Linked DNA regions of Homo sapiens: regions 1 and 2 are each linked to region 3. A link is a contact called in ENCODE Hi-C or POLR2A ChIA-PET data. All regions are on one chromosome and are shown on one strand. Each heading gives the region's core, a stretch centred on a gene start or an enhancer-like site at or near the end of the contact. The rest is flanking DNA. Distances are from core to core; before and after follow the strand shown. Region 1 holds the start of ARPC1A (actin related protein 2/3 complex subunit 1A). Region 2 holds the start of FBXO24 (F-box protein 24). Region 3 holds the start of TRIM4 (tripartite motif containing 4).

The links. Hi-C counts contacts between places; a loop is a spot of excess contacts on that map. ChIA-PET counts read pairs that join two places held with the same protein, here RNA polymerase II (POLR2A). Pooled maps may share reads with other maps.
Region 1: a loop to region 3 is called in a pooled map, with 8 times the contacts of the local background. The contact joins the promoter of ARPC1A here to the promoter of TRIM4 in region 3. A Hi-C loop is called at or near these places in 8 of 50 pooled maps.
Region 2: a loop to region 3 is called in a pooled map, with 13 times the contacts of the local background. The contact joins the promoter of FBXO24 here to the promoter of TRIM4 in region 3. A Hi-C loop is called at or near these places in 8 of 50 pooled maps. POLR2A ChIA-PET finds 5 or more read pairs at or near these places in 2 of 52 experiments (activated B cell and activated CD4-positive, alpha-beta T cell).

The regions. Positions count from the first base shown.
Region 1 is chr7:99,323,741-99,327,564 of GRCh38, forward strand. ARPC1A (actin related protein 2/3 complex subunit 1A) reads left to right here and starts at 2,158. Exons shown (of 10, transcript NM_006409.4): 1 at 2,158-2,264. LOC105375421 (a long non-coding RNA gene) reads right to left here and starts at 2,068. Exons shown (of 4, transcript XR_927798.3): 1 at 1,774-2,068. RefSeq lists an enhancer at 1,724-2,283 and a silencer at 2,259-2,438.
Region 2 is chr7:100,584,262-100,587,991 of GRCh38, forward strand. FBXO24 (F-box protein 24) reads left to right here and starts at 2,067. Exons shown (of 10, transcript NM_033506.3): 1 at 2,067-2,403. The coding sequence starts at 2,365. It overlaps LRCH4 (leucine rich repeats and calponin homology domain containing 4), which reads right to left and starts at 1,868. Exons shown (of 18, transcript NM_002319.5): 1 at 1,620-1,868. The coding sequence starts at 1,839. RefSeq lists enhancers at 1-31, 177-690, 691-1,204 and silencers at 1,346-1,395, 1,436-1,865, 2,626-2,745.
Region 3 is chr7:99,917,773-99,921,108 of GRCh38, forward strand. It overlaps TRIM4 (tripartite motif containing 4), which reads right to left and starts at 1,758. Exons shown (of 6, transcript NM_033091.3): 1 at 1,237-1,758. The coding sequence starts at 1,629. LOC101927610 (a long non-coding RNA gene) reads left to right here and starts at 1,831. Exons shown (of 2, transcript XR_001745296.3): 1 at 1,831-2,055. RefSeq lists a silencer at 1,330-1,489 and enhancers at 1,620-1,669, 1,700-1,779, 2,020-2,129.

The DNA.
Region 1 (3,824 bases), core at 908-3,407, 590 kb before region 3:
AGTAACTTGCAGACACACAAGGAATCCCTGCTTTCCACACCTGCTGTCCTCCCTTTCCCAAGCTGTCTCTTGGAGGGGGTAATGAATTTACAATGATCTTTCTACACTATCTGCTCGATTACCCTATGACCAAAGACTTTGTAACCACAGGTCAGAGTTAAAATCAGAATTTCAGTGAAGCGATGTTCCATGAACAGCTGGATTCACTAACTCAGTGGTCCCCAATCTTTTTGGCAGCAGTGACCGGTTTCATGGAAGACAATTTTTCCACGGAAAAGGGGGCAGGGGCTAGGGGAGAGGGGTGGGGTGGTTTTAGATCATCAGGCATTAGATTCTCATAATGAGCATGCAACCTAGATCCCTCGCATATGCAGTTCACAATAGGGTTCACTTTCCTATGAGACTCTAATGCCCCCACTGATTGGACAGGAGGCAGAGCTCAGGCCGTAATGCCAGAGATGGGGAGCGGCTGTAAATACAGATGACACTTCGTTGGCTCGCCCTGCTCACCTCATGTGCCAATGGGTTCCTAACAGGCAACAGACCAACACCCGTCAGCAGCCAAGGAGTTGGGGAACTCTGCACTAACTCCAAAGAACATAGCGGGTCTGGCAGGGCATGGTGGCTCACGCCTGTAACCCTAGCACTTTGGGAGGCTGAGGCAGGCGGGATCACCTGAAGTCAGGAGTTCGACACCAGCGTCGCCAACATTGCAAAACCCCGTCTATACTAAAAATACAAAAATTAGCCGGGCATGGTGGCGCGCAGCTGTAGTCCCAGCTACTCGGGAGGCTGAGGCAGGAGAATCGCTTGAACCCGGGAGGCGGAGGTTACAGTGAGCCGAGATCGCGCCACTGCACTCCAGCTTGGGCGACAGAGAAAGGCTCCGTCTCAAAAAGATCACAGCGGGTCTGAAATTGAGAGTTTGACAAGTATACCTACATAAACCTCACCTTACAATACCAAAGGGAAGGAGACAAGCCCTTGGTTGGCCTGGCATGGCGCTGGGCGGCGGCGGGGGGGAGCTCACATCGCTTTGGGAAGCAGAGGCTAGAGGATTGCTTGAGCCCAGGGGTTCAAGACCAGCCTGGACAACATAGGAAAACCTCATCTTTACAAAAAATATAAAAATTAGCCAGGCACAGTGGCTCACACCTGTAATCTGAGGGCTTTGAGAGGCCAAAGAGGGACGATCGCTTGAGCCCAGGAGTTCAAGACCAGCCTAAGCAACACAGCAAGACCCTGTCTCTACCAAAAAATAAAAATTAGCCAGGCGTGGTGGTGTGCACTTGTAGTCCCAGCTCCACGGGGGGCTGAGGCGGGAGGATCGCTTGAGCCCAGGGGTTCCAGGCTGCAGTTAGCTATGATCGCGCCACTGCACTCCAGCCTGGGCTACAGGTTGAGAACCTGTCTAAAAAAAAAGAAAAAAGAAAAGCTCTCGATTAGCCCCATCTGTGGGGGCTGGGGATGCTCCAGAATTTCTAGGGTTCAAGGGCAGCAGCCTGATTGCAGGTGGGGATCAGGGCATTTCTTGGAGGCTGCATCTGCGGGGCAGGCTCTGTCCTCTGTGAATTGGGGGCCTTGCCAAGTTCCCCCAACCCTTTTATCCCTGCTGCGCCATCTTGGGAGCAGGGAACTGCTTGGGAGCAGGGGATTCTGTCCCAGGAAGGGTCGAGAAAGTTCCTGGGGGGCTTCAGGGGCTTTCCACAGAGGGAGCACGGCGGGGGCGGAGGCTCCCTGCAGGGAGCAGCGCTGAGGTAGACTGGCTCTGACCTTGGCTCTCTGAAGGGAGAAAAACTTAATCGTTCTTCAGGTCCAAGAGCTCCAAAGACCCCCAATCCTCAGTAACTCATCTCCTGACAAAAGACCTTGCGAAACTGCCAAAGCGCCACACTTCGGCTCGCGATTGTGAGGAAATTGGTTGAGGAACGGAGTGGGACGCCCATGCCGCTTCGCCAGCACTTGCCAGGCGTTCCGTGGGGCAGCATCTCCTCTGAAGGGCCGCCGACAGTACCACGCCAATGGAACGGCGTACCCTCCTCCACTGCAGCCTGCCTAACCCCGGACTGCGCGCCCGAGCTGTGCGCATGCGCGGACCGTCCGCGCGGTCGCAACGCGCAGGCGCCGTGTCCACTTCCGGGATCTGTCAGCCGCTCCCTCTGGGCTTCCGTCCTCCGCCCGCGCCCGACGGAGCCTGTTCGCGTCGACTGCCCAGAGTCCGCGAATCCTCCGCTCCGAGCCCGTCCGGACTCCCCCGATCCCAGGTAACGGCCAGCAGGGGCGAGCGTCTCACCCTGTCGGCCTCTCTTGTCCAGGCCTGGCGCCGGACTTGCCGCGGGGGCAGTGAGACGGGGGCTCAGGCCGCGGGGCCCCGAGGCTGAGGCGCGGCCGGGTCTCCCTGCCGGGGCCTCCTGAGGGGGCGGGGATCCCCTTTCTCCGTGGATCCCCTGCAGCTTTTCTCAGGATGTTCGAGCTCCTAGCCGCCTCCGATGCCCGAATTAACGGCCCCTTCTGCGCCCCCAGGGTCCTACTTGCACCTCTGCTGGGGGCATTTGTCACCGTCTCTAAAATTGTGTCAAGTAGGAGGATCTCCCGTAATCGAGCGACCCGCGGGACTATTCATCTCTTTAGTGTCTAGAGTCGATCCCTGCATACAGTAGGCGCCCATAGGATGTTTGCCTGCTCTCTAGGGCAGCCCTCAATCCTTCGGTTAATGGGGAACCTTCTCGATCTCGAGAAAAACCTTCTCCCGAGTTCTTTTAAGATTTCCCTGCATGAGTACCGCCTTCCCCCAAGTCAAAATTGCACCCTTCTCGGCGCTCTTATTCATTTAGTGGAATCTTTTATGCCAGTCCTGGCACCACCACTTTGTTGAGTGATCCTGGGAAGATGCTTCTCTGCGCCTGTTTCCTCATCTGCAATAAAAAGATTCTTACCGTTTTGCTAAGAATCAAGTGAGCTTATTTGCATAAATTGCTTAGAATAGTTCCTGGCCGAGAGTAGGTGATCAATAAATATTAGCTATTATTACTGCTTCTGGGCATTCTATGCATATCCGTCTTCCTTTCCTTTTCTATCTCCTCCACTCTCCCCAAACACCAACCCTCCAGACTTGAAGACCAGAATGGTGTCAGCCTTATTTATGTTTCTAGCCCCATCCCGGTATTTACAACACTGCTGGGAACATGATAGGCACTTAATCAGTTATAGCTTAGAATCTTTGATTATAAAGCCATCTGTTCTCCTGCAGCTTTGGAACCTTCTGTCTATGTCAACTCGTAGCTTAAATTGCCGAGATTATCTTAGTTCTGCCCTCTCTCCTCAATTTTATCTAGTCTTGTGGTTTCACATAGGGCCTGGGTTTTCAGGTATCTAAAAACAGAGGAGGGGCATCAGTCAGGAAGGTGTTTTTGTCCTGTTAGGGAGTGGGTAACTGTGGTTGTTGTCTTCCTTTTTTTTTTTTTTCCTGCAGCCTCGACCTCCTGGGCTTAACAGATCCTCCCACCTCAGCCTCCTGAGTAGCTGGGACTACAGGCGTGTGCCACCACACTGGGCTAATTTTCATTTATTTTTATTTACTTATTTTTGGAGATAGAGTCTCACTCTGTCACCCAGACTGGAGTGCAGTGGTGTGATCTTGGCTCACTGCAACCTCCACCTCCTGGGTTCAAGCGATTCTCCTGCCTCAGCCTCCCGAGTAGCTGTGACTACAGGCATGAGCCACTGCGCCTGGCTAATTTTTTTTTTTTTTTTGTATTTTTTGTAAAGACAGGGTCTCCATATGTGGCCCAAGCTGGTCTGGAGCTCCTAAGCTCAAGCTATCC
Region 2 (3,730 bases), core at 817-3,316, 670 kb after region 3:
AGAGGAGAGAATTCTGGACAAGAGGGACCCCACTTGGCCTAGAACCTGGGCCCTGTGTAGAGAGTGGGGCAGAGGAGGGTTCTTGGGAAGCTGGGATTTCCGACCCCCCCCCAAGCTCACAGGAGCACGGCTGCACCCTGAGCCGGAATGCTGGGGGAGGAGGGGGCCGGGGGCGGGAGCTGGGAGGGGCCGGGGAGCTCCGGGTAGTTTTCCCCAAGAGTCCACACAGGGAGAGACAGCCTAAGGAAGTAAAGAATAACATTTGGTCTTTGTCAAAAAACAACCAAGGGGGAGGGGAAGGGAACAGACAGTGAGTGTCACACAGCTGCTGAGGTCAATCTGGAGTGTGGGGTTAGGTGGGGGTGGGAGGGAACAGGGCTGTAAGGGGCAGGAATGGCTCCTGGAGCTCACTCATTCCCCATCTCAAGTGTTGCAGAGCAGGCGAGATCAGTGGGGAGGTTTCGACTGGTTCTCCCCAGAAGAGGGAAGAGGATGTGTGCCAGTGCCGGCCTGAGTGTTCCCAGGTGAGCAGGCACCTGCTTAGGGAGAAGTAAGCACTATCCTCCAGCTCTGGTCCCCCACCGTGCAGATGAGAGGAGGAAGAGGCCTGGGCTGGGGTGAGGCTTCGGGAATGCAGTCCTCCTCCCTGATCCTGATCCCCACCCCCAGCTGCCGGCCCAAGGTCATAGGCTGCCTCCTGAGTAGCTGAGGCTTGACTCACCTGTCACAGTTAAGTCCCCCACCCCCTACCATCCACAGACACCAGGGTGGAGGGTGCATGGTTGGACAGATCCTGCGGGTGGAGGCGTGGAAGGACAGTCTCTAGCTGGCCAGCACTCCCAGCTAGGAGATAAGATTTCCTTCCCTCCAGCAACGGCCTCAAGTCCCTCCCCCGGGGGAAAGCAGAAACTGAAATGGGAATTCTAAGATCCCTATGAGGTCACAGGCTCCACAGTGACCTCACAGGCTTAGGAAGGAGGAGGAGGAATCTCAGATAAGCCGGTTGGGGATAATAGGCGGAAGAGCTCAGGGAGAAAAGAGTGAGGGGAGGTAGAGATTTGTTTCTTTCCCATAGGCTGGAGAGCTGCGTGGACAGTGGAGAGGGCCAGGACCTTAGGGGGCGGGGTTGCGGCACAGAAAGCAGAAACCTCGGGCTTAGGGGCCAGTCACTGGGAAGGGGGTGCCCGGGGCTGCTCGGATCTCGGTGGGACGGGGGTTAAGAGGTGTAGATGAAGAGGGAGAGAAAGCAGTTATTAGAGGAGCTCGTGGGGACTGCTTCATAGACCGATTGGAGCTGAGGTTAAGAGATCATGTAAATAAGCCAACCAGGTGAGGGGCGGGACCATCCTACAGGTGCGCAGATATGCAAATAAAGAGAAAGGAGGAATCTCTCCCAACGCTCGGAGGCGCAGGGCGTTCTGTGCAAACGAGAAGCACGTTCATTGTCTAGGGGGTTCTCAAAGATGGGAGAGGATGGCTGCAGGTTTAGGGCAATCAGGAGGGGCAGCAACCCTGGCCGCCAGGTGAAGGGGCGGGCCCGACTCCCGGGCCGGGCGGGGCCCGGGGTGGGGCTATGCAAATGAGGGACCCGGTTGGGCCCGGGGCCCGGCTGCACTCACCAGCCTGGGTGATGTCTGACAGGTCGTAGCTACGGGCCGCGCCCCGGGGGAAGTGCTTCAAGCGCCGGTTAGACAGGTTCAGGGTCCCGGTGGCCACGGCCTCCTCTAGGGCCCGCTCTGCACTGCGTCTCCCCGGCAGACCTGGAGACCCGGGCACGGAGGTCGTGGCTGCCGCCTCCTCACCCCCGGCGGCGAGTGGAGCCGCTACGGCCGCCGCCATCCGCTCCCGGCGGCTCCCGCTGCCTGACTGACGGGACCGGCCGTCCCTCCTTCCCCCACCCCCTCCTTGGAGCCGCCGTAGTTGCCTCAAGGGGGAGGGAGCGGTGTCCGGGACCGGACGGACCAATCGTGGCCCCGAGACGCGTCAGAAGCGGCCAATCAGAACCCGTCAGTGGGGGTGGAGCTCCGGCGCCGGAGTCTGACGAGAGAAGGGAGGGGAACAAGGATAGAGCGCTCGCCAACGGCCGACGCTCCAGGCCGTCCCGCCCAGCGCAGCTGCACCCAATCACAATGCTCAGATCGGGAGGTGGAGCCAATCAGGTCCAACCAAGAGGAGGGGACACCGGCACTCCACTAGCAGGAAAACGGGCCGAGGGACCGCAAGCAGGGGGTGCCTAGTCCTCGTCCCCCAAAGACCAATCGTAAGCCAGATACAGGCGAGTGACTGTCAAGAAGGCCAATTAGAGCCTCCGAAGGGAATCTGGACCTGCCTCTTCTCTGAGGGACGGCTCTACCTACCAATAGCATGGGCGAGAAGGCGGTCCCTTTGCTAAGGAGGAGGCGGGTGAGCTAGAACTTTAAGACTGAGGTTAAGAATGAACGCGGAGCCCCTGGCCGGCCGGGAACGCAGTTCGCCGCTGCAGTGGCGAGTGCGAGCTGGACGTGTTAGGGGGCTAGCCGGCGTCCAGGGCTTGAGGGGATTCGGGCGACTGCTTGAGGCCAGTGCACTGGCGGTTGTCGCAGCTGAAGGGGCAGCGGGGGGACCTCCGACTGTGAAGCCTCTGGCAGGGGTCTCGGGACCCCCGGGCTGGGGGCGGGCGGGGGGCTTCCCAGAGCCTGGAGATGCCCAGCTCGAGGAGGGAGGGTGTAGGTGCAGCGTTGCACGGTCTGCCGTCTCACCCGAGGAGCTCCCCTGGACAGGAATGGAGAGGGGACCAGACCACGGGGTTTTAGAGGCTTAGAAAGGATCTCACCGCCTAGAACACGCCCTTGGTGCTACGAATGCAGAAACTGAGGCAGAGGGAAGTTGATGCGTTAGCAAGAGCGAACAGCAAGTTCCTGACAGCTGGCTTGCTCTAGAAACCAGGTCTCTGGATCCTCCACGCACAGCCCTTTCCCGCTCCCTCAGTTTTCACAGTGGATGTTTTCACTCCCTTCCTCTCTTCCTCCCTCCCTCCCTCTCCCTTCCGTTCCCTTCCTCTTTTTATTTTTTTATTTTTTGAGATGGAGTCTCGCTCAGTCGCCCAGGCTGGAGTGCAGTGGCGCGATCTCGGCTCACAGCAACCTCCACTGTCCGGGTTCAAGCAATTCTCCTGCCTCAGCCTCCCGAGTAGCTGGGACTACAGGCGCCCGCCACCACACCCGGCTAATTTTTTGTATTTTAGTAGAGACGGGGTTTCACCGTGTTGCCCAGGCTGGTCGCAAACTCAGGAGCTCAGGCAATATGCCCTCCTCGGCCTCCCAAAGTGCTGGCATTACAGGCGTGAGCCACCGCGCCCGGCCTTTTTTTTTTTTTTTTTAAGAAGGTCTGATTCTGTCGCCCAGGCTGGAGTGCAGTGGTGCAGTCATGGCTCACTGCAGCCTTGAATGCCTGGGCTCAAGTGATCCTCCTGCCTCAGCCTCCCAAGTAGCTGGGACCACGGGCGGCACCACTGCACCTGGCTAATTTATTTTCAATTTTTGTAGAGATGGGGTTTTGCTATGTTGCCCAGGCTGGTCTCAAACTTTTGACCTCAAGCGATCCTGCCTCTGCCTCCCAAAGTACTGGGATCACAGGCGTGAGCCACCGCACCCGGCCCACAGTGGACTTTTTCTTTCTTTTGAGACAGAGTCGCTCTGTTGCCCAGGCTGGAGTGCAGTGGCTTGATCGCAGCTCACTGCAGCCTCAACCT
Region 3 (3,336 bases), core at 508-3,007:
GCATATCAATTCTGCTGGAGACCACTGGAGTTACACCATCAGTAATGGGAGGGGGTGGGGCTACTCTGGAAAGGATGATCAGGGAAGGTCTTCAAGCTAAAAGCTAAAAGGATCTAAAGGATAGATGTGGGTAGAGAAAGAGAACAGACTTGAAACAAAAGCAAGAAAGCCAGTATGGCTGAAGCAGAGTAAGGTAAAGTGATTTATTCAACCGGAGCTTCTTAACCCATGAGATAGGACAGATAATCCCCAAATTCAAATGTTACAGGATTTTCCCAACTGATGAAGGAAGCTAGTAACAAAACCCAGCCTCATCATTACAAGCTAGGCTTTTCCCAAATCATCAGCTGTCTATGACATTTACAGATACAGACAGGCACTGTCCAATACAGTATCCATTTAGCCATACAAGCACCTGAAACGTGGATATTCCAAACTGCTATGTGTTGTAAATGTAAAATACACACCAATTTCAGACCTATTATGAAAAAGGAGTATAAAATATCTCATTGAGGCCGGGCGTGGTGACTCACACCTTAATCCCAGCACTATGGGAGGCCAAGCGGGGCAGATCACTTGAGGTCAGCAGTTCGAGACCAGCCTGGCCAAGATGGTGAAACCCCTCTATACTAAAAAACAAAAATTAACCGGGTGTGGTGGCGTGTGCCTGTAATCCCAGCTACTCGGGAGGCTGAGGCAGGAGAACTGCTTGAACCCCGGAGGAGGAGGTTGCAGTGAGCCAAGATCACGCCACTGTGCTCCAGCCTGGGCAATAAAGTGAGACTCCATCTCAGAAAAAAAAAAAAAATCTCATTGATAATTTTCATCTCAGCTTTGAATATTTGGGGTAATCAGATTAAATAAAATATATTATTACAATTAACGTCACCTCGTTTCCTTATCTTACCAGAAAGATTTTAAATTACATATGTGGTTTCTATTGGACAGCAGCGGCACACACCCTCTCAGTATGTTTTTCTTTATTATGAGCTCCCCAAGGGCCAGTTTATTGAAAATTCTGCACAATGATTGCTGAGGTTTGCACCTCCCCTCCTCTCATTCCAGTTTTAACCCTAGCTCTGAAATTCGTGTTTTGCTTAACTTCTTTGAGTTTCAGGGGCTTTTCATGCTTCCAGTAGGAATGACAGCCACTTCGTGGCTCTTTTAGGAGCATTAAGTAAACTTTATCGGGCAACACTGACAGCCCCGTCATAGTCACCGCGACGGCCAGCTCACCCGGTAGCTCTCGAAGGCCTCGTCGATGGGTGCCATGGCGTGAGTCTGGTGCTCCTGGGACTCCCTGCACACCAGGCACACTGGCCGCTGGTCGTCCTCGCAGAAGAGCCGCAGCGGCTCCCAGTGGCGGCCGCACAGGCCCGGGGGCACGGGGCCCAGGCGCCGGCGCTGCGTCTTCTCAGTCAGCCTGGCCAGGGCCCAGTTGGGTCGCAGCGCGGCGGGCGCCGATGGGTGCCGACATTCGGGGCAGGGGAACGGGCCGCCGCCCGGCGCCCAGTTGCGGTGCAGGCAGCCGCGGCAGAAGTTGTGGCCGCACTCGATGGACACCGGGTCCTGGAAATAGTCCAGGCAGATGGGGCAGGTCAACTCCTCCTGGATGTCCTCAGCTTCCATGCTGCTTCCCTGCCGCGGAGACGGAGTCCGACGTGAGGCGCGGGAGAGGCCAGCAAGCTGCGAGCGGCCGCGGGGAGGCCAGACGACTTCCGAACCGCCGTCACCGCCTCACGTAAAAGGGTACAACGCAGTTTCTCTTCCGGGGTTCAGGACCCAAAAAGAACGCACGGACGTTGCCCGGCCTGAGCGCGCAAGACCGGAAGCTGCTGGGTATCCGCGCCGGAACCGCGAGGGGGTTGGTTCAGGCCTAGGCGCGGGGCAGGACGGGACCGGTGAGTGGCTCCTCCAAACAGCTATAGAGACCCAGAAATGCCTGTGGAAAGCTACAGAGGACTTGGGCAAGGCGTTAGAGCCGGACGTTGTGGTCCCTGGGGGAGCCAACCGGGGAGGTGCCTATGATCTTTCTTTCCAAGTTTGAGGGTTCAGGTCTGTGTTCGCCTGCTGGTTAGACCGATTTAAGTTTTAGAGTCCCAGGAGTTCTGGGCGAGCTGCAGCCTAGGGGCCTGGAAGGCCAGGAAGACTTGAAGGATCTGTGTTGGTAGGCCTGGAGTTTGGCTAACGTGGGGATGATTTGGATTCTGAGATGCAGATACATTGCCTTTTTGGTATCCAATTTGAAAAGTAGCAACCATTTTGCTATCCCAAAGAACATCCATGGAGGCTTTCAACAAATAATATGCTCACCTGTTTCAGGGAATTATCTATATCCCTTAAGTGGATTTTCGATCTTGTGTTTCTGAGGTGCTTTGCTTTTTATTCTTCCCACTTTCTTCCTTTTCTTGTGAATATTTGTTTAAAACAAAAAAAACTCTGGACTGACAAATTTAATAGAAGCTATTTGCACAAAGAACAGTTCATGAATTGGGCAGCACTCAGAACCAAAAGAGGTTCAGAGAGCTCTGTCCAGCAGTATGACCTGCTAGCTTTTATAGGAAGCAAAGTAGAGAAATCACCTCATTAGCTAACATCTAGGTGTCTGCCTTATTTGACAATGATATGATGAGGCATTTGCCTTATTGGGGCATGGTCTGATCAGTTGGCTGTCTGTTATTTGCTGAAGCTCGGCCGTGATTGGCTGAAACCCAGCTGTTATAAAAAATAAAGTAAGTTAGGCTTCAGTTCGTTTACATACTAAGTCAGGTTGTATTTTGTTATATGGGAACTCAAGTACCAAGACAGCCTCAGGCTAATGGGCTTTTGCTTATTTAACAGATTTTTCATTCTTTTTATGTCCCAATATCAAATACTGCCTTTCCTATAATAATTTTTCTCAGTAAGTAGTATGATTAAATGATTAGAAAAAGGGGTTCTTGAGGTATCTGTTTGGGGGTTATTGATGAAAGTTCCACTGAATATTTCTAAAACATTTAAATTGGACAACTAATGAATGGATTTTCTTTGCAAATTGGAATACTCTATGGAGAAGGGATCTGGTTCTTTAATAGGGACCAAGCAGGAAGGAATGCTCTTAACAGTTACTGATGTTTACCATGAGTGTTTATGGCATCTGTGTGTCTATATGTTTACCTAAGTATTGAATGAGAAGTTTCAGCATTCCTGCAAAGTATTTATTCCCCTTACAGTAGTCATTTAAATCTTTTCAGGTAAATCCCTTAAAATCCTTATGTCTTTATTCCTGCCATACCAGAGATGACCTTCCTTCTTTACTAAGTGAGGCTCCCTAATTAACAATTTTTCTCCATCACA